Linked DNA regions of Homo sapiens: regions 2 and 3 are each linked to region 1. Evidence: chromatin loops called from intact Hi-C (ENCODE). Cell type or tissue: PC-3. All regions are shown on one strand. Each heading gives the region's core, and the rest is flanking DNA. Links, peaks and the distances in the headings are about the cores only.

Region 1 (10,522 bases), core at 1,166-9,165:
GAAGAAACATTGGTAATTTTGTTTGTTCTGACAGTTCAAACTGTTTTTCACAGTATTTGAGTTGAGTATCTTTGGGACAAAAGTGCAGTCAGTCAAAATCAAGTCCACATTCTCCTACTGCCACAACTTTCCCTTTATTGTTTTCATCAAGATTTAGCAACTCCTTTAAGTAAAGATCAGGGTTATTCTTTTCAAATTTACCACATCTTGTAGGATGACATCCAGCTGTACTGAAAAACATATGATTTGTTTGTGCCAAATGCAGTGCATCTTTACTGTCTTGTAGATTTCCACCTGTAATCATAAACTTTTTAACACCAATCTCGACAGCTCTCCCTGTTACATCCTGTAAATCATCTTGATGCTTTTGAACCCCCCTATAAATTCCTCTGAACATGGTGTCAGTCAAGTTGATAACAATATCGATAAACTTGAAATGACTCATGACTGCAGATGGGGGACCTCCCTGGCGGAAGTGCTATGTAAGGAAGTTTTAAAGTGAGAAAAATTTTAAAAGAACTTGCTGTCAGAGATATCTGAAAATAGTAATGGTTTTCCTTGTAAAATAGTTTTCTATGGGCCAGATGTGGTGGCTCACGCCTGTAATACCAACACTTTGGGAGGTTGAGGCAGGTGGATCACCTGAGGTCAGGAGTTTGAGACCAGCCTAACCAATATGATGAAACCCCATCTCTACTAAAAATACAAAAATTAGCCAGGCATGATGGCATGCTCCTGTAACCCCAGCTACTCAGGAGGCTGAGACAGGAGAATTGCTTGAACCTGGGAGGTGGAGGTTGCAGTAAGCCGAGATCGTGCCATTGCACTCCAGCCTGGGCAACAAGAGCAAAACTCCGTCTCAAAAAACAAAAACAAAAAGTTTCCTATGTTCTGTTTGTTATCGACTAGACTGTCAGCTGGTGTGCATTAAGGGGGTTAGAGTCTGATAGGACTTTCTAAGTGTGTACTGTATTATTGAGGGGGTGCAGAGAAAAGAGATTGCTAGAAAGTTTCTTTGCAAAGTAAAGAAAGACATGTTAATGCCCATTTCTTTCTCCCAAAATGACAGATTTTGCCTACTTATTTGTATGACAGTTTTTCATTCTGGTATTTTCTTCTGCTGTAAAGCAGTACTTCTATGTATTTTCCAAGGAACATAATTAATTTAAAGGCCCTTACTTTGGCCTGTTGGCTTTCACTATGTTTAAGTACATATCAGATAGAATATTTACCACAATACTATTCTAAAAATACAGAGTAGTGCCTTAAAAAGCAGTATGAGAAGGAAACACTTTACCTGGATAGACTTTGGAGAAGAGTGAAGTATGACCTACTTGATTAGGGGTCCTTTTTTATTTTTTACACTTCAGCTACCTTTTGGCTTTTCAAAGTTGCCAAATTGTTTTTTATTCATCAGATATAGTTCACTTAGTTTAGCTCTTTTCTATTCACGGGTTTCCATGATCTGCCTGTCCACTTTTTTTTTTTTTTTAAGACGGAGTCTCACTGTCGCCCAGGCTGGAGTGCAGTGGTGTGATCTCGGCCCATTGCAAGTGCCACCTTCCGGTTCACACCATTCTCCTGCCTCAGCATCCTCAGTAGCTGGGACTACAGGCTCCCACCACCACACCCAGCTAATATTTTTTTGTATTTTTAGTAGAGATGGGGTTTCACCATGTTAGCCAGGATGGTCTCGATCTCCTGACCTTGTGATCCACCCACCTCAGCCTCCCAAAGTGCTGGGATTACAGGCGTGAGCCACCGCGCCCGGCCCTGCCTGTCCACTTTAAAAATAGTTGCCATTTGACAGTGCTGGTTTGTTATTCTTCTCAGCTACTCTAGTGTCCCTGCAGCTGATCTCAAATGCAGGAGCAGCAGAGGTACTTTGAGAGAGAGAGAGAGAGAACAGAATATCAGAGTCCAGTGGGAGACCAGCAAATTGTGGGAAATCACGTGACTGTATGATTCACATCTCCAATGAGAGAGAATTGGTTGTTTCTATGTCTAGATCCAGCCTGTTATGAGAGTAATACCATCAATAATGTAATTTTAATTGTCTGGATGCTTTGGCGCTAGTTTCAAGAAATAAAATTTTTAGCAGCAAAATTACTGGTCAGATGACTGTGAGTAGAACTGAATTTGATGACATTTAAATCAGGACAGAATAAAAGTAGTTTCAAAGTCTAGAGGTTAAGTATTATGGGAAGGTCAGTAAGTCATCTGTGTATGTATCTATTGTCATTCAAATGTTCACCTCAGTTCTTTTGCCAACACCTTTAAATGACCTGATGTTATTTCATTTGTATATTGCTTCCAATAGTGAATCCCTTAAAAAGATGACTTGAATAAGGCTATACTTTAAAAGTTAGAAAACACATTAATTTCAAATTTTGACTTTAGGACATTGTTGTCAAAGGTCAAATCTTACCACAGATTAATTTCTTATGCTCTTTTGTTACACAATTGCCAATGAACTATAACTCATGAATTTGTGTTTTTGCATACATTTAGATCAAAGGAATTTTATTCAGTCCTTAGAACGTATAGGAGGGAAAGTCGGTAACATTAATGGTAGGAGAGCGTAACATGGACCTTTCTTTTAATCTATAATTCTAGGACGACATAGACAGCCTAAACCCAGTTCTCAGGGACAACCCGCAGCTTCATGAGGAAGTGAAAGTCTGGGTAAAGGAACAAAAGGTTCAGGAGATTTTTATGCAAGGTAACTATTTTGAAGTTATGCATTAAATTTTTTTGGATCTAGGCAACTTATCATATTTGTTTTTGGTTATTCAATTGTGTGCAATATAAATAGAAGGCCCAGTCCAATATTTTGAGTTATATACATCCAGGAAAATAATAGCAGAGTGATAATAATTTTGATAGAAAGTTGATAATTTCACAAGTGTATTAACTTTATTTGAACTGAATGCCTGTCATGAAATTACAGCTACACAGGTGTTTTGTTGACAGAAAACTGCATATTATGGAATTCTTTAGGTGTGTCTTTCCTGGAGAAGGAAGCATTGTTTGCAGTAGAGGGTTGCCCACAGCCACAATTGATTTCCTTTGAAGAATGTTCTTCGTATCTGGTAAAAGTGGCCTATTTCAGTGCACCTTTTTCAGAAATTACTAGTCTTTTGTTTCCTTTGTTTAGTATGTTACAACGTGTGACCTTCAAACCAGTGGGGTTTGACGATTTTTAGCAATTTCCATTTCTGTCAGTAAAATCATGTATTGTAAATACAAGCTTTTTGGAAATTGAATGGAAAGTGAGACAATATGGCATGAACTGTTGTTGAATGTCTTTGTGAATGGAATTTTGTTGTTAAATTCCCATATCTATCTCAACCGTCAACTTCCATGCCATTAAGTGTCAAGAGAGAATCCCAAAGCTGTTTGCTTTATATGGGTATGTACAGTAGTGGATCATCTACATATTTAATTCTTCCTAGGCTAAATATTCTTTAAACTTTTCTGTGGAGAATTTCAAACACATACAAAAACAGAATATTTCAGTGAACTTTCATTCACCTCTCTCCCAGCCCCAACAACTATCAAATCTTGGCTGATCCTGTGCTATCCATACCCCCTTCTATCAAATTTCAGACATCACCCTATTCTATCCATTTTTTTGAACAAAACAATGCTGGAACATTATTCTGAAAAAAGTAATTGTTTTTAAATTTAAAATACTAGGTATTTCAAGTTTTCATTTGTCTTATAAACGTCGAAGATTTTAACAGGTTTGATTTATTTTTTAAAAATCAAGGGATTCAGAAAAGGTCCACACATTGTGATTATTTGGTACATCCCCATTGTTGCTCTTTTTTTCCCTTTCCTTGCAATTTATTTGTTGAAGAAACCAGGCAAATTTTTAAAAAATAATATTTTGTTTCTGCATTGTATCCTTAGAGGAGAAAAGATTAAGGGGCAGTATAGTCCCTATTCATTCTATGCAGAATTGTGTGAGGCTGACTCTAAGCTATGTTAAGTAGTGGGAACAAACCAGTGTAAACTGTTTGTTAATGGGAATTGAAAACTGATCATATTTGGAGTTACTCTATAAGCATGTCCTATATTATTTAGAAAAAATAATATGGAGTCTTATTCTTCAATAGTTAGAAAAGACTGAAGTTCATATAATGGATATGGCTACTAAACAGTGTTTACGCATCACCTCCCTTAAATTATAGCCAGTCAACATCTTCACTTTTCTCTAGATGAAAGTATTTAATTTACAGGTCATATGGAATACTTTCTACAGTTCATTGATTTATATATATATATTTAAAGCTGGCAAAGGATTGTTGAATCTGTTACAACTGTAGAAGAAGGAATATCAGAAAAATAAATTCAGTCCCAGATCTTTGACTTAAAATTTTACCTAATCTGTCAACCTCTCACTTTCTTGATTTTTGTAAAAGGGCTAACAATACTTAGGAGAGAGAATTAAATAAGCACTTGAAAATTTTGAAAGCACTTTGTAAATTATTAAGGTACAGCAGTTTTTTCCCTTACAGTTCTTTGTTAAAGTATTTGATACCATTTTAATACCTGTGAATTAAAGATCGTTTTCATCTCAGTATCCTCTTCTGTAGAGTGACTTGTTTTATTAGGCATATCTGAATATCTGCAGATAAATATGTTTAATATTTTTTATTATTTTCTAATGGATATCTATACAAGAATATCCTTTGAAAAAGTGAGTTTAGCACAAAAGTGTACCATATTTCGTTAAAAATTTTTAGTGCTATATGTATACATTCACTTAGCCAATCTCTTTTTTAAGACTTTTAGCAACTTTTTCTGGCTGTGATAGCAAATCAAAATTTATAGTTGTTTATGGTAAAGTTTTGGCAACTAGAAGACTCAAACAAACATCAAGTTGCAAGTTAATCTTTCTGTTTCAACCATGTAGTCATCTACTGCAATCTTACTAAGTAGCTTCATAACCTTACTGCATTCTACACTACTATAACTTTGCATTTTGAACTGTTCTCTTATTAACTCGTGATCCTAGAAACCTTCCTTCTCTCTTAAAGTATTTTATTTCTATTGAATCAGGAAGTATGTGGGTCTAGTGCAGTGTATATAGTAACTTCAGAATGATTCATTTGAAAGGATATTTACTTCTAAAACATTTTTTTGAAAACTGATAGTTGGATATATTACTATTATACACTAGCTCATGTTTCTTCTAAAAGGCAGTTATTAAATGAAGATGTCTCCATTTAAGATGTTTCTGTTTCTTGTGTTTTTTTTAAGGTCCTTATTCCTTAAATGGATACAGAGTGAGAGTATATAGACAAGACTCTGCCACCCAGTGGTTTACTGGCATAATTACTCATCATGATCTCTTCACCCGCACCATGATCGTTATGAATGATCAGGTAAATAGTTCCACTAATATTTTTATAGAGATTTTAAAAGTTCAAATCATCCATGCCCCCCAAAATACATCAACAATTTGATACTAAATAATTTTTATCTCTAGGGTTTTTAGTCGTGTAATTCTAGTAAGTTTAAATGTATCTGATATTACATAGAGGTCATTTCAGGTCATAGGGAGACAGCAATGCTCAATTTATTTCAACACTGATAAAATCAGTTCCTAAAATAGAGGCATTAAACTCTTTTAATTGATTAGTCTTTTTTAAATCCTTAGATGAGCTAAAATTTTCTTTCTCAGAGTTTCAGTTTTTCTGTCCCTCCAGTAATAAAAATATTTCCGAAATCATTTCTTTTCATCAGTGAAAACTTAAACACACAGTACATTTCTTCTCACATCAAATGTCAGTGTTGGTATGCTCAATTAAGTTTTATGGTGAATCTTAAGGATTACAAGTTTCCTATGGAGTTTTTGTTTGTTTTTTGTTTTTTGTTTTTTGAGCTGGAGTCTCGCTCTGTCGCCCAGGCTGGAGTGCAGTGGCATGATCTCGGCTCACTGTAAGCTCCACCACCTGGGTTCACACCATTCTCCTGCCTCAGCCTCCCGAGTAGCTGTGACTACAGGCGCCCGCCACCACGCCCGGCTATTTTTTTGTATTTTTAGTAGATACGGGGTTTCGCCATGTTAGCCAGGATGGTCTCGATTTCCTGACCTCGTGATCTGCCCACCTCAGCCTCCCAAAGTGCTGGGATTACAGACGTGAGCCACCGCGCCCGGCTCCTATGGAGTTTTAAGTACCAGTCTGAAAGTCTTGAGATTTCAAATTTTTTTTTTAACTTAATACAAAAAATACTCATTTTTAAAGCTGTTGTTTATGTAGAAAAAATAGATATTTATACCTTCCTGCCTGATTGTATTGTGGAGATTATCTGATAGAGCGCCTTTATACACAATTCAAATACTTTGGTTAAAATGTAGTTAAAATGCTAAGTAAGTGTTACTGTTTCATTGCATTTGATTTTTTCCCTAAAACAGTGACAAACTTTTACCTCTCAGAAAAGCACAAAACTGCCTTGAATTGTTAAAATAGTTTTAACCACATTTTTAAAATTATTCATTTGCACAATTTTTGTCTTTTTCTACTCCCTAAAGTCTACCTCTGAGTTTTATTTTACAACTGCTTTTTGAAAATTACTTTCTATTTAAAAATAAAAAGTAATTTAAGAATTGTTGGCATCTGTATTCTTGATTAATACCCTTGTTTTTCAAGATGTACTTGCAGTAAATATATTTGCTTTTTAATTCTTGGTTAGCAGTTGAAATGGTGAGTTTCAGAAGGTTAAAAAGGTAATTTTGTCTTAAGTGAATAAAACAAATTATTATAACAGCATCTTATAAATTAGGGATCCCAAGCTGATTTCTAAACATTTCTACTGAGTAAAGAAATTATACCAAATATTTGATTAGCTCATTCTATTTAATTTTTGTTTTTGTTTTGTATCATGGATTAGGTACTAGAACCACAGAATGTCGATCCTTCTATGGTTCAAATGACCTTTCTAGATGATGTTGTTCACTCTTTGTTAAAAGGTGAAAATATTGGCATTACATCACGACGCAGGTCTCGTGCCAATCAAAACGTCAACGCTGTTCACGTATGTATGTTATTAGGGATGAATTTCTGTAAAATATTTTTCCTTAGGCTAGTAGAAACCAGGTAGTAAACAATTACTGTTAATTGGTTATTTTTAGAGCCATTATACACGTGCCCAAGCAAATAGTCCCAGACCAGCAATGAACTCCCAAGCTGCTGTACCAAAACAGAATACACACCAGCAACAGCAACAAAGAAGTATCCGTCCAAATAAGAGGAAGGGCTCAGATAGCAGTATACCAGATGAAGAGAAGATGAAGGAGGAAAAATATGATTATATATCACGAGGAGGTAGGACCCACTTTTTTTTTTAAGGGAATGAAAACAAATAAAACAAAAATACATTTTAAAATATGCTTATTTAGTATGAAAAATAAGACTCTTCTTTCTTTAATCCTACAGAAAATCCTAAAGGTAAAAACAAACACTTGATGAATAAAAGAAGGAAACCTGAGGAGGATGAAAAGAAACTAAATATGAAAAGACTTCGAACTGACAATGTTTCAGACTTTTCTGAGAGCAGTGACTCAGAAAATTCAAATAAGAGAATAATAGATAATTCCTCAGAACAGAAGCCAGAGAATGAATTGAAAAATAAAAATACTTCAAAAATAAATGGAGAAGAAGGAAAACCCCATAATAATGAGAAGGCAGGAGAAGAGACCCTAAAAAATAGCCAGCCTCCCTGGGATCAAATACAGGAAGATAAAAAACATGAAGAAGCAGAGAAGCGGAAGTCTGTTGACACTCAGCTTCAAGAAGATATGATTATTCATTCGTCAGAACAGTCCACAGTTTCTGATCATAATTCTAATGATTTACTTCCTCAGGAATGCAATATGGATAAAACACATACCATGGAATTGCTACCAAAGGAGAAGTTTGTATCCAGACCACCCACACCAAAATGTGTTATTGATATTACAAATGACACTAATTTAGAAAAGGTGGCTCAGGAAAACTCAAGTACCTTTGGCCTTCAGACACTTCAGAAAATGGATCCTAATGTTAGTGATTCAAAACACTCTATTGCAAATGCAAAATTCTTGGAAACAGCAAAAAAAGATTCTGACCAGAGCTGGGTCAGTGATGTAGTTAAAGTGGATCTAACCCAATCAAGTGTTACAAATGCTTCTTCAGGAAATGATCACTTGAACATGGAAAAAGAGAAGTATGTCTCTTACATTTCTCCTTTAAGTGCAGTTTCTGTCATGGAAGATAAGCTGCATAAGCGAAGTCCACCTCCAGAGACTATAAAATCTAAACTTAATACTTCAGTAGATACTCACAAGATAAAATCCAGCCCATCACCTGAAGTTGTTAAACCCAAAATAACTCATTCTCCTGATTCTGTAAAGTCTAAGGCCACTTATGTGAACAGCCAAGCTACTGGTGAAAGAAGATTGGCAAATAAGATAGAACATGAGCTATCAAGATGCAGTTTTCATCCAATTCCTACTCGAAGCAGTACATTAGAAACTACAAAGAGTCCTCTTATCATTGATAAAAATGAGCATTTTACAGTTTACAGAGATCCTGCACTTATTGGGTCAGAAACAGGAGCTAATCATATTTCACCTTTCCTAAGCCAGCATCCTTTTCCTCTTCACTCCTCATCTCATAGAACCTGTTTAAATCCAGGTACCCATCATCCTGCCTTAACTCCTGCACCCCATTTACTAGCCGGATCATCTAGTCAAACTCCATTACCTACCATTAACACTCATCCTCTGACTAGTGGTCCACACCATGCTGTTCATCACCCTCATTTACTTCCCACTGTGTTACCTGGAGTGCCTACTGCCTCCTTACTTGGTGGCCACCCACGACTAGAGAGTGCTCATGCCAGCAGCTTGAGCCACTTAGCGCTAGCACACCAGCAACAACAACAGTTGTTACAGCACCAGTCACCTCATCTTCTTGGACAAGCCCATCCTTCTGCTTCATATAATCAGCTTGGACTTTATCCAATTATTTGGCAGTATCCAAATGGAACACATGCATACTCAGGACTTGGTTTGCCTTCTTCTAAGTGGGTTCACCCAGAAAATGCAGTTAATGCTGAAGCTTCATTAAGGAGGGTAAGTTACACTGTAGTTTGCCACATAGCAGTATATATTAATGAACATGTACAGGTGCTTTTTCAATATTCCATCTATTTTTTAGGTCATTTCCTATTATAAAATATGTTAGAATTTTTCGGTTGTTTTTCCATACACTTAGTAACCTCAAGAGTGGGAGCTGAAACGTCAGAAAAGCCTACTTATAAAAAGAATTAATTTAAAGAAGTAAAACTTTTTAGATTGTAATATTTATTTATTATAGATTTAAATTTTTGGTATATTTTCTTTTTCTTTTTTTTTTTTTTTGAGATGGAGTCTCATTCTGTTGCTTAGGCTAGATGCAGTGACATGATCTTGGGTCACTGCAACCTCTGCCTCCCAGGTTCAAGCAATTCTTCTGCCTCAGCCTCCTGAGTAGCTGGGATTACAGGTGCCTGCCACCATGCCTGGCAGATTTTTGTATTTTTAGTAGAGACGGAGTTTTACCATGTTGGTCAGGCTGGTCTTGAACTCCTGACCTTGTGATCCGTCTGTCTCGGCCTCCCAAAGTGCTGGGATTACAGGTGTGAGCCACCGCGCCCGGCTAATTTTTGGTATAAAAATTATTACACAAAATTATACATAATTATAATTATGCAATAATTATAATATATATAATACAAATTATACATAATTATTTTGCTCAGCCAAATTCCCAGAAGTGAAATTTCTAAAATTTTTATAAAATTGTAAGGCTTTTGATATATATTATCAAATTGTTCTTAAAAACAAATTGTTATATTCTCCAGATGTATGTTTGTATATTAATGGTATAGTACAGTGTTTGACTATTTAACCCCCTTGTTCCCTTAAGGGTGCTCAAGGTTACAGATTCCCAGTATTTGAGGGTAAAGCTGCAGCTGAGATTTTGTCTGCCTAACACAGTATTGCTAAAGGTAGCGGTATAAGGCTCTTGTTCATTCATGAGCCATGTAGTTTCTATAGCAAATTCATTTTTACACTAAAAAATGGTTATTGAGAGCAATACTAGCCCCGGTATAAAAAATGGAAAAATTGATATCACTTTTAAACTCCGAGGAGACAACCTTGTCCTTCGTACATCCTAGGATGCTCATCAAGTATCCCCTAGAATCTCTTTTTAACACCTTGTTTTTGTGGTTAAAAAACACATACATACATAATATTAAATGTGCCATCTTAAATATTTTTAAGTGTACAGTTCAGTAGTGTTAAGTGTGTTCACATTGTTGTGCAGCAGGTCTCTAGAACTTTTTCATCTTGTAAAACTGAAACTATAGCCATTAAACACTAACTCCCCTTCCCTGCCAGCCCTTGGCAACCACCTTTCTTCTGTTTCTATGGTTTTCATGACTTTAGATACTTTCTATGAGTAGAATGATAGAATATTTATCC
Region 2 (10,522 bases), core at 889-8,888, 370 kb before region 1:
GTTGATAAACATATAACATAAATTAATTCATTTAATCCCTGTAACAACCTTTACAAAGTAGGAAATATAATTAATTCCATCATCGATAAGAAAACAGTGGCACAGAGAGGTAAAAGAGAAGTCATTTGGGTAGGATTTCTGTCCAGGTTGCCTGACTCTGGAATTGCTTAACCCATTATACCAGGCAGAGAGAGAAGATGTGAGAAACTGCCCAATGTAGGGTCCAAGGATGACTACCACTTTCCTTGTTCTCACCTCATGAGTGACAAAAAAATTTAGGTCCTTATATATAACTGGGAAATTGACCTATTAGTTTTAATACAGATGCTTGTTTGGGTATTTCGCAGGCAATATAAAATGATAACTCAAATAGCTTTTTCAATTGTCTATTTACATGAACAACCCAATAGAAAATAGCCATGAATAACTTCTGAAGCAATTGTAATGTGAAATATGAATACCCGCCTCGGCCTCCCGAAGTGCTGGGATTACAGGCGTGAGCCACCGCGCCCGGCCCCTCCCTACCTGTTTCTAAAAGAGGAAATGATGCTCTTGTATGAGTTCATTCCCTCAGTCCTTCCAAATCCAAACACTAATTTAGTACTTTCACTTCTCAGCTGTATTCATAAGGTTTTTGTTTTTGTTTTTGTTTTTTGAGACAGAGTCTTGCTCTGTCGCCCAGGGTGGAGTGCAGTGGTGCAATCTCGGCTTACTGCAACTTCCACCTTTCTAGTTCAAGCAATTCTCCTGCCTCAGCCTCCTGAGTAGCTGGGATTACAGGCGCACGCCACCATGCCTGGCTAATTTTTTTGTATTTTTAGTAGAGACGGGGTTTCACCATGTTGGCCAGACTGGTCTCGAACTCCTGACCTCAGACAATCTGCCTGCCTCAGCCTCCCAAAGTGCTGGGATTACAGGCATGAGCCACCGCGCCCGGCCCATAAGGTTATCTTTTAGAGTCAATCCTGACTATAGGCCTCCCTCCTAAAAAGAAACGAAGGAAAAAATGACTACAAACTGAACCGTGTGCTTTTTTGTTAAGCTAGCAGGGATTTGGGGAATCATCATGCTTTTTTAAACTAAACAACCCTTTACCGAAAACAAAAAACAAAAAACCCTGTAAATACATTACAAGAGAAACTGTTCTGGCTGAGTCTCTCATTTATACTGCCCTAGACTCTTGGGGAGACTCTAAGAAACCCTTGTGTTCTATGAGAAGGGTTTGAAAATAAGTAATATGGTGAACTCCTCTCATTTTACAAAGGGCCAAAATCAATAAGTTGCTCAAGATCACTGCACTAGGAAATGGCTGAAGGAGGAACAGTCCACCTTGAAGCCCAAAGGATGCAGCTTTTTAAACAAGCGGCTGCCATCAGACCAGTCTCTCCAGTTCTCTAGGATTTCCTGGCTCTCTCCCTCTCCAGTACTCAGCACAGAGACCTCAGTGTACATATTATCACCTCCTTTCCCAGGAAAGTGGAGGCTTAAGTGAAATATGGCTCACTTCACAGAAAATTTAATAAATTCACAGAAAAATAAAAGCATTTAAGTAACTACTTTCTATTTTTCATTATTTCACGTTTTCATTATTTTACAACTGTGTTGATGGTTGTGATCTTCCAAGGGGATAACAACTATAAGTAATGCTCCACAAATTGTTTTAATTTACTTGTTAATAGGGTTGAGTAGAGGCAAAAGGACTGTACAGACGGTAGCCATTTGCTGACATTCCCTGAATGACGAATTGTGGAATGAATTAGAGCTGCTGCACATTCTGAAGATTTCAAAAGTAGCTGTGCTTCAGTTAAGTGCTTATTCAATTTTCAGATGAAGTCATCAAATTAATTTTAAAACTCACAAAATAAATATGTGCTTTAAAATATATGTTTTTTCCTAAGAAAGTAAAAATTATCTGTTTAGGTTGTGAGAATATTTAATAGTGTCAAAAATAAAAGAGAGAGAAAAGGCTTCAACTTTTAGTTAAATACCCAACAGCAAACTATCTAATCAATAGGGTATTTCTAGGCATTTTCCTGGTGAATTGACTACAGTTCTACATATGCAAACCCCATGGCTTTAATTTGTCTTTAATTAATAAATTCTTTGACAATTTGGTCTCTTGAACCTATGATTTTTTTTGTTCTCATCAGAAATATGAACCTTAAATATAGTTGAATACAGGCAAAAATTAAATAAATTCAATGACCATGTATTATTCATGGAAGCAACCATAAAGAAAGTTAACCTTGAAAATATATTGCTTTCTTTTTTTCCATTAATGTATTTGGTTGGGAGTTTATACCAAATGATTACTCAGTGATGCTTTTATTAAAACTACACCTCAAGGCCATTCAGCCTGCTGTTTAAGGTTTTGCTCAAAAGAAATAGCAGAAAGAAGTCAAGGTCAAAAAAAAAAAAAACAAAAACAAAAACACAAAACCTAAATGTATGTGAAGATAAAGGAAATATTCTTTAGATCAACAAAAAACATTGATAACAGAATGTAGTATTAATACCAAAAAATTGAAAGGAAACCAATACACTATCTTATAAACATATGTAACCAAATATAATATAAAGAATTGCTGTTAAAATATGTAAATAGAAGTCAGTAATTTATCAAGTGACTTTAATAAATCACAAATCACCTTTTAAGCTACTGGGAAAAAAGGTTACTAACTTTATTGATAGAAATATATTATCGGGGAAGTGAGAACAAATCGTATTTCTTTCCAGTTCGGAAACAATTGGTAAAATCAACAAACTGTTGTTTAGATATCTTCACAAGAACAATGAATAATGAGAAAGCTATACCCAATATTTCCTTAAAAGTCCCTTTGGCCCTTGTCAATCTACAAGTCCCCCATTCCCAGTGGTGCACAATTTCAACCCAGATGACAGTTCATTTTCAGAAAGGGGGCTTGTATTATAGGAGGCTCACATAACATAGGAATTGCCTGAATATTCTGCACCTCCCTTCTATGTAGCCTAGTCGATAACTATACACAAGTCAAGGAAAAAAAAAAAATTTCCTTGATCCCAGAGAACTTAATTATCCAACAAGGTGAAGTTTACACCTATAAGCACTAAGATGGGGACACATGCACATATACCCTCCTTTTCATTAATCTTTCATGTAAAACATAATTTAGTCAATTCTTGAGGACTCAGGTGGCAACATTAAAAATAACACTCACTGATTCAACTGTAAGCAAATCCTACCTGCCTCATGGCATGGGAATAGAAACATAAACATGATAGTTCCATTCTCAAGGATTCAACATTTCACTGGGCAGAAAAACAAGTAAATAACCATGATTTTTAAAATGCGTGAGTGCACCTGTAGTTCAAGCTACATGGGAAGCTGAGGTGGAGAACTGCTTTGGCCCAGGAATTCGAGGCCAGCCTGGGCAATATAATGAGATCCCGTCCCTAATTTAAAAAGATGTTCTGGGCCAGGTGCGGTGGCTCACGCCTGTAATCTTGGCACTTTGGGAGGCTGAGGTGGGCGGATCACTTGAGGTCAGGAGTTCCAGACCAGCCTGGCCAACATGGTGAAACCCCCTCTCTACTAAAAATACAAAAATTAGCCGGGCATGGTAGTGCGTGTCTGTAATCCCAGCTACTTGGGAGGCTGAGGCAGGAGAATCGCTTGAACCCAGGAGGTGGAAGCTGCAGTGAGGTGAGATCATGACACTATACTCCAACATGGGCAACAGAGCAAGACTCCGTTTCCAAAAAAAAAAAAAAAAAAAAAAAAAAGATGTTCTGCTGTTCTTAGTACATTAGACGTCCTAGCTCCCAGTATGGGTCAAAATCCCAATATTTGGAGGAAAGCTTACTAAAGGGATTATTTATAAATCTGTGTGCAAGGTTCAAGAACACCAATAAAGTATAGTGGCGTGCCCCTGAGCAAGCCACTGCAGGAACTGGTATTATATCTAGGTGAGAAGGAGGTAGGGGAGGAAAAGGCTTCCTGGAACCCAAAGATGGTAAGCAGGTGAGAGCCACGGTCACAGCTAACTGGTGGTGGCAGTGAGGGGGCTAGGAGAACAAATATTGTGACCTCATGCTTTTCCTGTCTTCTGATCTTGTGCAGGGGCCTCTCATGGGCCAAACCCAAAGGAGGCCAGAGATGATCCAGCCTGTATAGACCAGTCTCCTGGGCCATAAGCAGCCGGGCAGAGAAGTATGGAGAGTGGAGGAAAAGCTCCACTGGAGGGGAAAATAGAAGGTTCCAGCACTACTAAACCTGTTAGCCCTTTGAAACACCCAGAATAGAAATCATTTTTCATTACCTCGTCAGCTCAAATGACCATCACCTCCTGTCTGGATTATTTCAGTGGCATCCTAACTGGTCACTCCATTTTTTTGACTCTATTCTGCATACAACAGTCAGGGTGCCTACTTAAAACAGAAGCCAAATCATGCCATTCCTCTGCTCAAACCCCTCCCATGGTTCCCAATCATTGCTTACTATAGCCTGGAAAGCCCTGTGTATCTACGTGGCTCCAGCAATCTCTCTGCCCTCACCTGCTACTGCACCTCCTGTTCTGTTCTGCTTCAGCCACACCTGCTCTTTTACTGGCCCTGGTATGTGCTGATATGCTCCTGCCTCGAGGCCTTTTGCATGCTGTTTCCTTGTCTAAAATGCATTTCCCCCAGTTATCCATGTGAAGAGCTTGCTCACTTGCTTCAGGTCTGTGTTCGAATATCTCCTATCAGAGAGGCGTTTCCTGACTACCCTCTTTAAAATATCAAAATCCTAACTTCCTTATTCTGCTTTATTTTTCTCTTTAGCATGTATCACATATCATAAGCACATCTAACAAATATTTGCTTTCCCCTCTTCCTCTGCTTTTTCCCTAGTAGAATGTAAACCCCATGATGACAAAGACTTTTATTTTGATCACTGATGAATCATCTGTGCCTGGCATAAAAGGTGTAAATAAATGTATGTTGATGGATTGGTGAATGAATGTGGGAATGCACATAGCTTAATGTGTTCCTTTTGGTAAGAACTGCAAAAGGCTAGAAAGTAGATAGGAGGTAAAAACATGATGAGTACATATAAATTAATCTTTTAAGATATCTTTTTTTTTTAAGGAGAAGGAATAAAAAATAGCATGAAGCAACACGAAAGCATGTTTATGTTCTCAAGGATTTAACGTTATACTGGAGAGATAATGAGATTCAAATTATGAGAAAGCAGGAATATTTAATGGAACAAGATCCTGGATGAGATAGACAAGAATAAGATTAGGAACACAGAGGGAAAAGAGTGGGCTCAAGAAAGAAGCAGGGATACCTCTTCCTCTGGGACAGATAGAAAGGAAGAAAAGAGTGGCTGTGTCCAGAAGAGAGTTGAAGGGTTCATGGGTTAGGCCCTCTACCTTTACTCTGCAGTAGGCGGCATATTAGCTGTTAAGGCTGGACATGAGTGGGAAGGTGAGTGGATTTCACAACAGCAGTAAATGTTTAGAAAAGATGTTTTTAAGGATGGGAAAGGGAGCTGTCTAGGGAAGACCTGGAACAGACTATGACCAATGGTGCCTTCACCAGTTCTGGGTGCTGGTGCAAGGGCTATAATGAAAGGTCTAGGACAATGAAACAAGTATGAAAAGTCTAGGACAATGAAACAAGAGAAGTATGGATATGATGTACTGCTGTCCATAAAAGGTAGAATGACAGAGTGTGGCTAGAAAATGGCTGAGCCAGGGCCTGGGTTCCTCAGCCCCTCTTTGCAGGTAGATGAGGAATCTGTTGAGTTCTCACCAAAAGAATATGAGGTGAGGCTTTTGAGAAGTGGGGGTGTCTCTTCCACTTGCTCTTCCTTCCTACTGGCTGGGATGGCAGGGAGCAGAGCACCCTTGGAAGCTATGTGTTGAAGATGGGTAGAATCTGAGTTTTCAAATATTAATAGTTGTGTGGGGAGAACTTCTTGATGAAATGAGCACCTAACCAGGACTTTTATGTGAAAAAGAAATAGATTTCTATAGTTCTTCAGTCATTGCATTATTGTTACATACTATGATCATAGCGGCTTAGCCTACCGCAGTATAAGAGGTTACACTAATCTCTGTAATAATGAGAGAGCAAGGCCACAGCAGCAGTGGTTCCAGAATTAGTTAGGCACTGGTCATAGTACTATTAGCTGCCATCTGTGGCAGGGCTAATGCCCGGACTGGTCGTGACAGTGCTACAATGATTGAGAAATGGAGAAGGGGACCACATTTTAAGCAACTGTGGTTGAGATATCCTCAGGGAAGTATTTTGGAAAGAAATGAAGGGTAGGAAGGATTGATGTTCTCATGCAGCAGACAGAGGCAGAGCTAGAGGAATACCATTTTAAATTATTATTGTGATCCCTTGGCAAGTGTGAAGTCTGTGTGAATTTGTTAGCTATCATCTGCATTCAGTCTACATGGTTTCAGCAGCAATCCTCTTCTACTTTCAATAGGCCAAGAAATCAGATAAATGAACTTGTTAGAAATAGGCACAATATTTCAAGTAAATATATTCTGAGTGGGAGGCCAGTGAATAAAATGCAAAAAAAAAAAAAACATGCATAAACGTCAGTAGGAAAACTCTATAAACAAAGATGTTTGATGTTTTATTTTGCTTACTTTGTTTTCTTTGCCAAGAGTGTATCTAATGCCTTGTACAGTACCTGGCACAAAACAGAAGCTCAAAAATACTTATTAAAAGAATTAATAAGCCGGGTGTCGTGGCTCATGCTTTTAATCCCAGCACTTTGGGAGGTTTAGGTGGGAGGATTGCTTGAGCACAGGAGTTCCAGACCAGCCTGGGCAACACAGCAAGACCCCATCTCTACCCCTACCATAAAAAATTAATTTTTTAAAAAAAGAACGAATGAACTGGGTTAACTTAACAAGTGAGATTATAATTTCCATTTTTTTTCTAATTATTTGGTAATAAACTTCTCTTGAAAGTGGTCACAATGAAATGGCAATCATTTTCACTACTGGAGCACTTTACCTACTATATTTTTTGTGACTAAAGAAATGTGATGAATATTTTCATTTAAAATAAAAATATATAAGTAAAATAATCCTCAAATGGAATCTTAAAGTCATTTAAAAATCAAAAGAAATTGATTTTCCAAGGAAATATGCTCTTATAATTAGGCAAGTTCTTTTGAAGAATATGGAGTCATCTGCGATATAAAGTCATAGTATTTAAAATTACATTCTGATTTATATAGTGCATGGATCAGATTAGCCTACTTAACAAGCCAGCACTTGCTTTATTATTACTCAAATCCATAAGGCTTTTATAAAGACTTAGCATTTCAGAAATCCAGACGGTCATGTGATAGAGTTCTTAGCTTCACTCTCTCAAAGGAATTAGAGGATATTTAAAGCTGGAGTGAATACTGTAAAATGAACATACTCCTAGGCTAAATTTACTATCAAGAAAACCATGCTTCATTTAATAGGTATGCATTTACCTACCCTAATGCCAAATGAAGAGTTAGCTTCATTTCATGATCTCTTAACATTTTCAATAAAACAAGATTCTATGATTTACATTCTTAGAGAAAACTTTTATGAAATTGATTTAGATCCCAGGATAAACAAATAAAGCAAACAAAAAGTAAGCTGCAATTGTAAAATGATCCTCAGGATTTCCATCACAGAAATTGAGAACAATACCCAGGCCCCAAGTATACAAGGAAATATGGTATGGTTGGAGGTACACTGCTGTAGATTTATAAGAGCCATAGATAATAGCAGTAATGGCATATTAACTTCAAAGTATTTTTCTTAAATGATACCTTTATATAACTTGTTATGCTATGACCAGTGAGACATTATGATAGCAATGATAAAGTTAAATGTTATAATTGTAATAATTTACACTTGTATAATAAAAAGAAAAAATGTGATATATTAATTTGATAAACATTACTTAGGGCCTACTACAAACAAAACCTTTGACATGAGATAGTCATAAACCTTGATGTCAAGGTTTTCCTACACCCACAAAGCTTTCATGGGGGGATTAGTATAACATAGAAGGATAAGAATAGGTGATTACCAGCACAATGTCTGATTTAATATATAACTACTAGTATTTTATTACATTACATATTATTCACTGCCTTGTATAAATAAAATTTCTTTACTTCCAAAAGAAAGCCTTTCCTAATTACCCTGACTCCTTCCAGAGATCATATATAATCTCTGTGTACCGTACTTTTCCTTTGTAACATATCCATATGGTTGGTTTATGTAACAACCACCCCTGCCATTTGACTGTAACAACAAATAGGGATCAAAAGTGCCTTGTTCATCTTCATATTCTCAGTACCTAGCACCCTGTGCCTGGAAAGCAAGCACAGAGGATGGCTTCCACTCTTACATTTTAAGGTCTGAATTGATACACAATCCCAACAAGTAACTCTGAACTGCAAGCAGCAGTTTATCACATATAAAATAGCCTATTTTTTCAAAGTTAACAGAGTTTAAACAACTCTTCAAACTCTCTTAATTACAGACTCTTTGAATTATGAAGCTATTAATGCTGGTCTTTAAGAAAAAATGAAAAATCACACATGCCTAATGATTCACTTAAAACCATACTAAGTAAATCCAGAGCATAACATGTTAAAATATGCTTCACTGGAAAAAAAAAATCTCTGCTGAGTCTAAAAAGAAATAAACACTGCTGAATTTCAGACCACCCAATGAGAACTTTATTTTCTGACCATTACTTGTTACCCACTCAAGTCAATTCACCCAAAACATTCATTCTACACCACATTTCAGAGACAACAGAGAGATCCTCTGATACAGATTTTTTTAGAGACAGTATAGAGTTGAAAAGATCTATTCCCGATTCACTAACTTATCCAATAATTTGGTTACTTCATAATGATTCCCCCCCCACTCCATCATTAAAAACAAAGAGGAACAAAATGTGAGAAATCAAATAGAAAAGCTCCCTGTTTTATCCAACCCAGATGGCTTGGTTACGGGATTTTTTCTCAGAGCTGTGCCAAGTTAGAGGCATGGTTGAAAAAAAGCTATTTGAAGTTAAATCCAAAGTGACTAGAGACTGTGGCTGAAAATAGTTTTTTTTTTTTTTTTTTTTAAAAAGATGGGGCATGTGTTGGGGGTGAATATGTTAGCTTAGGATTGATGTGAGCTCCCTCAACTTTGGGGTACTTCTCCCCCCATGCCCATCTAAGCAGGTTTTAACTGTCAGCACCTCCCCAGTACACCAATGACTTGGGAGTTCTACTTTCAGATGCGGAACTGGCAGCAACATTGTTTACCTGCAGTTTCTAATTATCACTGCCAAATACCTCACAGAATATCCTGTTGCTCTGAAGGAGAAAGCCTCACATTATATAAATGTATCTGGTGTTACAGTGAGTTAAAATGGGGCCGACTGTATATAGAAATGGATACCTCTGTCGCAACATTGCACTGGTCTTCCCCAGTGCCCTTGAATCAGAGAAGCCTTATATATCTCAACCCTGACCTCAGTAGAGTCTAAGAAACTTGAGAGATGGGAAAGTACAGATATGTTAAAAAATTAGATGATAATTAATTTAAAAGAAGTGTTAAAGATGCAAAAATCAGGAACTGCTTAAGGGAACTGTTCCCAGGAGCAGAATTTAGGAAGGAATGACTTCTCAGTCCCAAAATAACTCTCTCCATCAACACTGGCTGAGAATTCATACTTCACTTTTTATATTATTTAAAGTTCTATTGATTTATTTGGGATAATAAGCATTTGTAAGAGACACAGTTCCCTTTTAACAGGACCACACAGAATTTCTCGGGATTTTAGCATGGGAAAAAAGACTATTCAAATATAGACTGGACTACACAGCCATCCTACTGGTTATCTTAGTTCCCATACCAAACTGTCATCCTACTTCCTTCTTTCTCTTGGTCTTGGTCCCACTTCTTAGGCACCTAGGCCTTATCTAACTTCACACAGTCGACTCCATCTGGCTCCTTCCACAAAGGACATTAACCGAGCCACCAAAAGAGATGCTTCATTCTCTAGGTGTCTGGCAAGGCTATGGCTGACTTAGTAAATGAAAAATTCCATTCTTTAGGGAACATAACAGCCCCTATATACTACTGTTGCTTTATAGTAGGTTTGACAGCATACTTTAAACATACAGTAAGTATTTAAATGTCAAGAACTGGCCCTTATAATAGTAGGACCACATGGTCTTCCTGAGAAAGCAAAGACTGATAGAAAAAAAACTCCGGGGGCCAGGCACCGTGGCTGACGCCTGTAGTCCCAGCACTTTGGGAGGCTGAGGTGGGCGGATCATGAGGTCAGGTGATCAACACCATCCTGGCTAACACAGTGAAACTCCGTCTCTACTAAAAATACAAAAAATTAGCTGGGTGTGGTGGTGGGCGCCTGTAGTCCCAGCTACTTGGGAGGCAGAGGCTGAGGCAGGAGAATGGCGTGAACCCGGGAGGCGGAGGTTGCAGTGAGCTGAGATCGTGCCACTGCACTCCAGCCTGGG
Region 3 (10,522 bases), core at 1,512-9,511, 420 kb before region 1:
CTTGATGTGTTTTCATGATATTAATATAGATTTACTCTAATTTCATTATGACTATACAAGCATTCATTATTTAGTAGCTTAATTTTTTTGTTTAAATATGCTGTTGTCGTTTTAATAGGTCTTGGTGATTTTAAATATCAGCTCCTGCTATTGTTTTCAAATTCTAGTCTTGACCGTGTGATTTTTTTTTTTTAAACACAGTATTTTTATCAACTACCATGGAAAGTTCATATTTCATAGGCTGACTGGGAGAAAACAGTAATTTGTGATGCTAATACATCAATTTACTTATAATAGAGTAAAAATATTATATTGGTATTTATAGAATCACAAAATAAACAATTTTTGTTAAGCTCAATTAATATAGGACAAATTTTGTCTAGTTTTAGGCTATGATGTAGCAAACAGTTTATTATAACTTTAAATTTTCTCTTCCAATATAACAAAGCAAATGTTAACAGTTGCAATTACGATTTTTAGATTGTTATCTAAGTTTATTTATTATTAGGTAATTGTATTTAAAACAAAGCAGTAAAATATATTGGGAAAGGGTTATGTTTATAGAGGGCTTCTTAATGTGTTATATTTCTGAAATGTAAACATACCTTTTTTCATGCTTAAGTAGAAAAGAAATAAAATTAAAAAATAAAAAAATTATTGTAAAGTGCATTTATCAAATTGAACCATTTGGGTGGTCTTGACACACTTTTGGTTGAGTATTAACTTCAGTGTAGTAACTGTTAAAGTACAATTTTTATTTAAGATATGCCTCTGAGATTTCAAAAACATGTACATATGTTCATAGAAAAAATATGGCCAGGATATATTCCAAAATGTTAATAGAAGTTTTTTCCTCAAGGAAAGTGATTTTTATTTCCTTTTTCATATTTTCTGTATTTTCCAAATTTCCTATAGTAAGTATATTACTTTTGAATAATAAACCAATAGGCTGGGTGCAGTGGCTCACGCCTATAATCCCAGCACTATGGGAGGTTGAGGTGGGAGGATCACCTGAGGTCAGGAGTTCAAGACCAGCCTGGCCAACATGGCGAAACCCCATCTCCACTAAAAATACAAAAATTAGCCGGGTGTGGTGGTGTGTGCCTGTAATACCAGCTACTTGGGAGGCTGAGGCACAATAATCACTTGAACCCGGGAGGCAGAAGTTGCAGTGAGCTGAAATTGTGCCACTGCACTCCAGCCTGGGTGACACAGCAAGACTCTGTATCAAAAATAAAAATAAAAAGAAACCAATAAATGCTAACAAAGAACTTGAGAGGAATGACCATCTGATTCAATTGGTAAAACTTCTCTTTAATAAGAGGACTGGAAAGCAGGCAAGGAGAGATCTTAGAGTGTATCCTGGAGTTTAAGGAGAGCTAGTGAAAGATTTGAGTCTGGCAAAGATCACCGTAGGTGCAGTGTAAAGAATGGATTAGAAGGGAGTAAGTGAGAGGTACAAAGTCCTCTTAGTAGGCGTTTGCAAGAATCTGAAGGAAAAAACTCTGAGGTCTTCGTTTATATTGAGAAACAAACCTTGTGTACTTTCTGAGATCTCCAGAGTGCCTGTTGCTTTACTTTTGAAGTTGGAACAAGTACCACACCTTGAGCTTGGGATCTGCCTTCCTGAGAGCCGCCAAGCGGCCAGATGACACAATCCAATTCAGGGGTGTTTATCTCTCCATGGGGTAAACCTTCACCAATGGCAAATGGATCCAGGAGAGAGACAGGAAGACACACTCACTCTTTTTTCTCATGTGGAATAGTCCAAGATGGAGTTCTTCCTTGTTAACCCTTCCAGGGACGTCCCATGCCTGCTGAGTGACCTGTTGTATGACTGCACAACAGTAAACAGTATAACAGTGCATCTCACTGTGTCCCATCTTCCCCTCCTCTTCCCCCTCCTTAGCAGACTGCTTTGTGCCCTGCTTTCTACAGTAGCTGGGCTTACACCACTTTTACCAACATAGTGGCACCAGGAGCGAGTGAAGAGGAGAACAAAACTTCAAGAGATATTTGGAAGGTAGTATTGGCACCAGTTTGGTGGCTGACCTAATGTGGGGAGTGAATGAGGGGGGTATATTTAAGACGACGCCTAGGTTTCTTTTTCTTTCTTTTCTTTTTTCTTTTCTTTTTTTTGAGACGGAGTCACTCTGTTGCCCAGGCTGGAGTACAGTGGCACGATCTTGGCTCACTGCAGCCTCTGCCTCCCAGGTTTAAGCGATTCTCCTGCCTCAGCCTCCCGAGTAGCTAGGATTACAGGTATGTACCACCACACCCAGCTAATTTTTGTAATTTTACTAGAGACGGGGTTTCACCATGTTGGCCAGGCTGGTCTCGAACTCCTGACCTCAGGTGATCCTCCCACCTCGGCCTCCCAAAGTGCTGGGATTACAGGCGTGAGCTACTGTGCCTGGCCCAACTCCTAGTTTCTAACTTGGACAACTAAGTGGCTAGTACTAGCACAATTCCTAGCACATATTAAGCCCTCAGGGAATATTTACTGGATGAATAAATGCATGACTTATGGGACCATAACTAAGGTAAAGACTGCAGAAGGTGTTTATTATTGAATCATATGTAGAATACCTCAAGGAGGTTTCACAAACACTAGTTGGAGGTGTTTGCAGTCCTTTCTAAAGAGGCATTCATACAGTTATATATGAACGAGTCAAGGCCCTAGAAAGAGAAGTGAAAAGCTGAGCCTAGAAGGGTGCTGACAGCCTGTCCACAGTTCAAACAGGTTTCATTCTTGTTCAACCCGAATATGGACCTAATCTGTTCCAAATAAGCTGAGTTTAAACTATTTCAATTGTCCATGATTCACAAAGCATCCCGGCCCAGTTCACATAGTGCTAAATCTAGAACCTCTAATTTCTGAGCTATTTTCATTTTACGAAAACCACAGAAAAACAGAGCTAAAAAGCCTTCCAAAGGTTATCTGGCCCACTCCCCTAGTTCAGGAATGATTTGGTACACAGGTTTAGCAAGATCACTGGTATTTATTTTTCTGTAGAGCTGACTGACACTCAACTACCAAATAACAATATTATGTTATGGAAATGCCAGCCAAGAAAAGCCTACAGAATTAAAAAGGAAGAAACATCTTTTTTTCAACTATAATTGGGTGGTGTCCCCTGAAGGTACAGTTTTTTGCAAAGTTAGGGATATTTTGGCTTAAATGGAATTTATGGCTAAGCAAAAATGCTAGACTAGCAATGGTTATAAAATAATTATTGTACTTGGTGCTAAAACTAAAATTACTGGTCTAAAAGCATGATGAAAATTCCAATGCCAGTCACTTCAGAGTAGCATCTTTTTTTTTTTTAGATGGAGTCACGCTCTATCGCCCAGGCTGGAGTGCAGTGGCGCGATCTTGGCTCACTGCAAGCTCCGCCTCCTGGGTTCACGCCATTCTCCTGCCTCAGCCTCCCGAGTAGCTGGGACTACAGGCGCCCGCCACCACACCTGGCTAATTTTTTTGTAGTTTTAGTAGAGACGGGGTTTCATCATTTTAGCCAGGATGGTCTGAATCTCCTGACCTCGTGATCCACCCACCTCGGCCTCCCAAAGTGCTGGGCAGAGTAGTATCTTATAAGTACTCAAGTTATAAAGTCCCCAAGAAAGGGGAGAACCAAGTACAGCCAAATAGGTTTGCTTTAAAAATACTCAGACATGGCTTACTATGTTCTAGGCACTGTTCTAAGATATTTATATTATTAATTTAATCCTTATAACAATCCTATAGAGGTAGTACTATTATTAGCCTCATTTCATGGATGAAGAAACTGAGGCATTGAAAGCGTAAGTAACTTCCCCAAGGTCAGACACTAACGTGGTGAATCCAGGACTCAAACTCATTACGGAACTTCTCTGCATGTAAGGGCCATGCTGTTCAAACTGTCAGCATCTTTAAACACCCAGCATGGCACATTGATCATACTGTGAATAGCACAGGGGAACTAAGAGATAAAGTAGATTCACATCTCCCATCTCATACTTGTTCTAGTGCATACATTTACTGAGCAAAATAGTAAACACACTTCCTCACACTATTTAAATTGTTCTCATTCTTTCTCTGTCACTGAGTGACCGTAGTTTGATTTGCATATTTATTGGGTGCCTTTTCTATGACAGGTACAGTTTTGGACTGGAAGTTCCTTGTTGAACAAGATTGACCAAGTCCCTACACTCATAGAACATGCATTCTAGAGGTAAAGCAAACAATAATCAAGTAAACAGGTAAACAGGATATTTGATAAGAGATGTGAAGGTGAATAAAGTAGGGCAATTGGTTAGGGAACGGCTACGGCTACGGTGCTTCATTTATATTAGGGGTGGTGATGAGGGAAGTCCTCTCTGAGGCAACATTTGAGCAGAGACCTGAGTGAGGTAAGAGAGAAAGCCATGTGACGGTCTGGGGGTTGAAAACAGAGGAAACAGCAAATGCAAGACCCTAAAGCAGTAGTCCGCTTCATATTTCTGAGGAACAGTGAGAAGGCCAGTTCCTGGAGAGGAATGAACAGGGAAGAAAGTGATAGAGGATGAGGTGAGAAGATTAGGCAAGAGTCCAGTCATATAGGTTGTGGTGAGGGAGTGTGGATTTTATCCAAGTGTGAAAAGAAACTACTAAAGGATTTTGAATAGTAGAGTGAGCACATTTCATTTGTATTTTTTAAAAAAACCGCTTTGGCTGCTGTGTGGAGAATGAAATATACGGTGAAGGAGTGGAAGCAGGGAAAATACTTAAGAGGTGATTGCAGCAGGTTGGGCAAGAAATGATGGTGGTTTGGACTAGTTGCTAGTGCAGGAGGTAGTAAGAAGGGATGGGGTTTGGGATACATCCATATCCATAAATTAGAGCTGAGAGGGATGGCTGCTTTTGCCTTTGCTGGTGCAGTGAGAGCAGCTTCAGGAATCCGATGGCTCTTGAATATTTTGGCATCTTCAGCATACAGAAACTGTGTCAAGAATGCCTCTCTTATTTCTGCATTGTCCACTGGACGTTTCAGTCATATTTAGACACCAGTTGTTTCCTCCACTTCCAGACTTAACCACATCTGAGAGAAACCTGACATGTGGGCATACTTCAGCGATCCTTAATAGAGTGTCCCCCTTGCTTCCGAGTGTCCTGAAGCTGCCAGTCAGATCTCTAACATACTTCAGTACATGAAAAGACAAGAGAAAGACTGTGAAAGCTGTCATCTACAGGTTTCTTCGACTTCATTGTGGCCTTTGGGTGAGGTGAAAGGCTGGTTAAAAGAAAAAAATTATGGAAAAAGGAACCTGCAAGAAAAAAGCGATTGAGGGAATTTGTATTCTGCAATAAAACCCAGAGTAAACTCTTAAGATAAAATGGCGACGTCATTCTGGGAGAGGTAAAACTGGTATGTCCATGATCCTTATCAGAAGTATCATGATTGAACAAACCTGAAAGTATAGATCAGAAGTTTCACTTGTTTCTCAGTTATTGAATATGTATCTTTGTGTACATGCTATCTTTGCAAAAATGGAGAAGATGATGTAAATTGTACCAATGAATATGTAAACATACAGTGACAATATTAAACTTATAAAAGTTTTAAAAAAAATTAGACCTAAGAGGAAGGGCTGATCCACTGGATGTGGAGTGTGAGGGAGGTAATTTAGGGAGATGAGGGAGCTGTGTTATTATTTGGGAAATATTTCTCAGGGAAGATGATGAGAAAAAAATTGCATAGGAGGCATCTGAAGGTAAAATGGGACTAGAGCCCTGACCACAAAGGCCACAGCTCTATCCTGAGGAACTTTCTGAGAACATGACAGGAGACCCACAAGAGGGCACACTTCTCTCTTCCAGCCAAAATTATGGACACCTTCCATTCCAGTCCCTTCTGCTGCTGAAAAGTCATCCTTCAGACCACGATCATAGACAAAAGAAGAAAATTCTACCTGTTTTGTAGGTATTAGGAAGACTCACAGGGTGATCTGTGTGTATACAGAATCTATACTATAGATAAGCCAGAAATAAATACATAGGTACCTCTTATTTTTAAAATATATATACCAATGTATATATTAATATATCCACTATATATATTGAAATATGTTGGCCGGGCACCGTGGCTCACACCTGTAATCCCAGCACTTTAGGAGGCTGAGGCGGGCGGATCACAAGGTCAGGAATTCGAGACAAGCCTGGCCAACATGGTGAAATCTCGTCTCTACTAAAAATACAAAATTTAGCTGGGCGTGGTGGCACACGCCTGCAGTCCCAGCTACTCGGGAGGCTGAGGCAGGAAAATTGCTTGAACTCGGGGGGTGGAGGTTGCAGTGAGCCGAGATCATGCCATTGCTCTCCAGCCTGGGTGACAGAGTGAGACTTTATCTCAAAAAAAAAAAAAAAAAAAAAGGAAAGAAATACGACTGGGCGTGGTGGCTCATGTCTGTAATCCCAGCACTTTGTGAGGCTGAGGCAGGCGGATCACGAGGTCAAGAGATCGAGACCATCCTGGCCAACATAGTGAAACCCCATTTCTACTTAAAAAAAACAAAACAAAACAAAACAAAAAAACAAAAAACAAAAAACTAGCTGGGCATGGTGGCATGCGCCTTGTAGTCCCAGCTACTTAGGAGGCCAAGGCAGGAGAATCACTTGAACCTGGGAAGCAGAGGTTGCAGTGAGCCAAGATCATGCCACTGCACTCCAGTCTGGTGACAGGGCGCGACTCTTGTCTCAAAAAAAAAAAAAAGAAAGAAATACGTTAATATATACCTGGTTATAGACACTTTACCTTGCTTTATAATTCAGTACTGGTCTGAGTTCCTTAGCCTCTCTTCACTCCATGGTTTTTTTTTCTCTTTCTCCTTTTTTTTTTTTTTATTAAGAGACAGGGTCTCACTATGTTGCCCACACTAGTCTCAAACTCCTGGGCTCAAGCGATCCTCCTGCCTCAGCCTCCCAAAGTCTGGGATTTCAGGTGTGAGCCACCACACTTGGTCATGATATTTTGTCAAGCCCAAAGCCTCTCAAAGTCCTTCCCCTCCTGGTCAGGGCTCTGGAATACACAGAAAATACCTGGACACAGCTACCTTTGAAACCAAAGAGTTTGAGTGCAGGAAGGAAGAACTAGTCCAACCCTTCTTTAACTTTAAAGCAAAGGAAGCTGAGCCTGAAAAATTTAAAAGACTCCTATAGTTTCAGCAGCTCCCCTCTATACGCAATAGCCCTGACCTTTTCAGAATTGCACTTTCTGTGCATCTAATATATTTTTGAGTTCCCAAATTTTCACTTAATACAGAGGTTGCCTTGATCAGATTCTTCTAAAATTCCAAAGGAAGAAGGGGCTACACAGAAAAAGGAAGAGGATGTTTTCAACATACATCTGTTAATACCTTATCATCACCCTAGTGAAATTTTCTGAAAGAACGAACAATCTTCTTTGGGAAGTGGTTATAATGGGAAACCCAGAAGTCAAATCCATGTTTTAAAAGGCTTTCACAGTATGACGAAAGACTAGGTATGCATCATTATCATTTCATCCAATTTCCTCTAGTTAGACTGAAAGCCCTGCCAGGGCAAGGACTGGAGATGTGCCTAGAGTGTTGTGGGTTTTATTCATTCAACGAATGTATTAAAACTCATACTCCTTTTAAAAAAGGATCTCTGGAGGCTACCCAGTTACCATTGCCCACACCTTTCATTTTGGTGGTAAACAGTCTACTCACATTGATAATAACAATTATGTTCTTCCTATGCATTAAACTTTGTGTTAAGCACTTGATTTGCAGTATCATTAATCCTTAACCCTTACACCACTCCTATGCTACTCTAAAATATACAGTTACATTTTAGAAATGATGAAGCTTGCCAGGCATGGTGGCTCACGCCTGTAATCTCAACACTTTGGGAGGCTGAGCTGGGAGGAATGCTTGAGGCTAGGAATTTCAGGCGAGCCTGGGCAACATAGTGAGTCCCCTATCTCTAAAAAACAAAAATAAAAAATTAACCAGGTGTGGTGGCATGCGACTGTAACCCTTGCTGGTTGGGAGGCTGAGGCCAGAGGATAGTCTGAGCCCAGGGGTTTGAGGCTGCAACGAGCTAGGATCGTGCCATTGTACTTTAGCCTGCGCAACACAGTGAGACCCTGTCTCTAAGCAGCACCAGGGGCAAAAGACATTATGCAATTTGCCACAATTCACAGAAATAAGCAATGGAAGAGCTCATATTTGAAAACTTACCGCAGGCATTTAGTATCCTGTTTTGTTTTGATTCTTAGTGAAGCCTGGCAGTCTTTGGGAGAGGAAACCCCAAGGCTTGTTCAGAGTTTCAGCTGGTGAATAAGGTGGGACCCATTCATGCACTTCGCCCCCACCGGGAGATGTGCCATAAATTGAAGACTGTGAATAGTCACTGGTTTTGTAAAAGACTATGTGTCAACTGGGACCATCCGATGAAAAAGGACCAACATCATTTAACATAATTTTCTTGTTGGTTATGATTTTTTCTCTAAGGATATTTCCCCCCTCTGGTTTTCTAAATTGTCACAAAACATTTGCGCAACGACCTGGGGTGTTATGACACCCTTAGATGAAAATCTGAGGACAGCTTGGATGAAGAATAACTTTTAAGTAACAACATAGTCCGCCCTCGCCTTGGTTAAACAAATCGAATGGAAACGATTTGTTCAAGATGGGAGCATCAAATAGACGCAAGCTCTTCGAAACAGCCCTGATTCCCTGGCAAACGCTGTTGCTTAGCGAAACGTCAAAACCCCTGCGTGCAAACAAACGTCTGAGGGGCGCACCCGCCTTGAGCAAGCTTCTCCCGGCAGCTCGGGCTTTGGAGAACGTCTGGAGGACATTGGTAGCTCCTCCCTCTCCGGTTAAGGACTTGGTAGGGGGAAGAGGGCAGAGGATCCAGGATCTCCGGGTCGGGTCATCTGGGTTGACGCGTCCTGACACCCAGGACGGTGCAGGGGAGCTCCGGGGCGAGTCGCTTCGCGCCAGGAAAGGCCTGCGTCTCAGCGCTGGAACAGAGGGGAGAAGCAGAGGGGAGCCCCGCCCTCGGTCCAGTTCTGGAGCAGTGCGCCCCTCCCCCGCCCCGGAAACGTCCCCGCCGCCCCTCCCTCCACCACCACCTCCCGGGGACCTAGGTTGTAAAATCCCACGCAGTGGGGCGGGCACGGTGACGGGGGTGGGGCGGGTGGCGTAAGGCGCCACCGCCCACTGGCACGGCACCAGCGCCCTCCAGCACCCAACCGCCGCCTCCCTCTCCCCGGCGCGGCTCCAGCCTCCCCCCGCCAGCCCAGCCCCCCCAGCGTGGCTCCAGCCTCACTGCACCCACCCACCCTGCACCGCAACCTCCCAGCACCCTAGCTGCCCGGCCGGCCCAGCTCGGCTCTGGAGGGCGTCCCTCGCATCTGGACTCCCTCTGCCCGAGGGAGGAGCCGCAGCCGCGGTCGCCCCGCCCCTGGCGTTCTTTGACTCCCCCGGCCTCTTGGACATCTGGGTGCGGGGGTTAGTGCATCAGATGTGGCTCCTGGGCCGCCAGATGTGCGCGTTCCCCGCCCGGGGCAGGCGGCCGGCGAGTCTGGGAGGACGCGTGGGAGGGGCTGGGAGTTTTCCCTCCTAGCAGACTTAAAAGCCAGCAGAACCTCCAGCCCCCTGGGCTCCCGGCCTGGGCCTCCTGGGTCTCCGGGACGCACTGCCCAACGGAAAAGTTTTCAGCCCAGTCTGTGCCTCGCCGCCAAGCAGCCCTTGGGGCTTCTCAAAGTGGTAGAGAAAATAGGACAGCTCTACAGGATGCCCCAAAGAAAACCCTCATTTGTCGACCAGGCGACCTTAGTGCTGGCGTGGGACTACAGCTGCGCAGCCAGCAAACCCCAGTTGGGGGAGGGGGAGAAGTGGCAGTAGAGTTCGCATCTGGGGCTTGCTCTAAAGCGCTCTTTGACTGCTTTTGGATTCCATATTTGAAGTTGAGAGTCGTATTCCACCTGGTACAGGCAGTTCAGGGCAGGAGAAAAGCCAAGTGAACTCTGTGACTCAATCCCCTTGGAATGTGCCTGGAATAATAATAGGGACTTGAAAGGGTTTTATGGCCGAGGTGGCTAGTGGAGAGCAGTCTCCTACGCCTTGCAGTTGGCGGTCGGCCGAGGGGGGCAGTATTGCCTTATGCAGAGCTTCTGCGCCTGCAAACGGGACAAAAATAGTCGGAGCATCTGGTTTAAATCAACCAAAAAGCATTTCTATCAGCTTAATCCACCGGCCTACAGAACTGACAGAACAGGACAAGCCAAATATATTCCCGGTACTCTTTTAACACTCCAATAATAGCTAAGCCCAATCACACTTTACCGCTGGGATTTCTGTGTCCTACCATACAACTGTCGTTATTTTATAGATGTTGCAAATTAAACTTCCTTTTCTGGAGTTGTGTGTGGGCATGTGCTTAAGCAGTTACATTTGCAAGCAACGCTCGACTACGCTGCCCTTTTCGTTTTCCTTTTTCTTTCTCTCTTTTGGTATGAGGTCTTAGAATAGT

What was found. Peaks named below come from ENCODE experiments on the same cell type or tissue, not always from the same donor. Only the 100,000 strongest peaks of a DNase experiment are listed, where the experiment ranks them.
Region 2: a loop joins it to region 1, with 1.9 times the contacts of the local background. A loop is called at or near these places in 2 of 110 quality-filtered maps.
Region 3: it touches region 1 in a loop (7-fold over the local background); 72 of 110 quality-filtered maps call a loop at or near these places.

What each region holds. Positions count from the first base shown.
Region 1 is chr10:63,212,078-63,222,599 of GRCh38, reverse strand. It overlaps JMJD1C (jumonji domain containing 1C), which reads left to right. Exons shown (of 26, transcript NM_032776.3): 4 at 2,617-2,722; 5 at 5,269-5,393; 6 at 6,904-7,047; 7 at 7,145-7,337; 8 at 7,449-9,127. It also overlaps the pseudogene TATDN1P1. Among named protein-coding and RNA genes, the nearest start is that of NRBF2, 84 kb to the right of the region's middle. In PC-3, for the core only: CTCF peaks have their summits at 5,123 and 5,326 (motif pointing left); a DNase peak (open chromatin) is centred at 5,319.
Region 2 is chr10:63,583,026-63,593,547 of GRCh38, reverse strand. All of the region lies in intron 2 of REEP3 (receptor accessory protein 3), which reads right to left. It overlaps LOC105378329 (a long non-coding RNA gene), which reads left to right. Exons shown (of 4, transcript XR_001747467.3): 4 at 1,680-1,766. Among named protein-coding and RNA genes, the nearest start is that of REEP3, 67 kb to the right of the region's middle. RefSeq lists a silencer at 4,445-4,739. In PC-3, for the core only: no CTCF peak of the experiment used is centred there; a DNase peak (open chromatin) is centred at 4,907; H3K4me3 peaks cover 331 bases; H3K27ac peaks cover 1,404 bases.
Region 3 is chr10:63,629,178-63,639,699 of GRCh38, reverse strand. It overlaps the pseudogene MRPL35P2. Among named protein-coding and RNA genes, the nearest start is that of REEP3, 110 kb to the right of the region's middle. RefSeq lists silencers at 2,532-2,631, 9,045-9,374 and enhancers at 9,845-9,894, 9,905-10,084, 10,475-10,522. In PC-3, for the core only: a CTCF peak has its summit at 5,803 (motif pointing right); DNase peaks (open chromatin) are centred at 5,809, 8,799, 9,259, 9,369 and 1 weaker place; H3K4me3 peaks cover 1,736 bases; H3K27ac peaks cover 2,896 bases.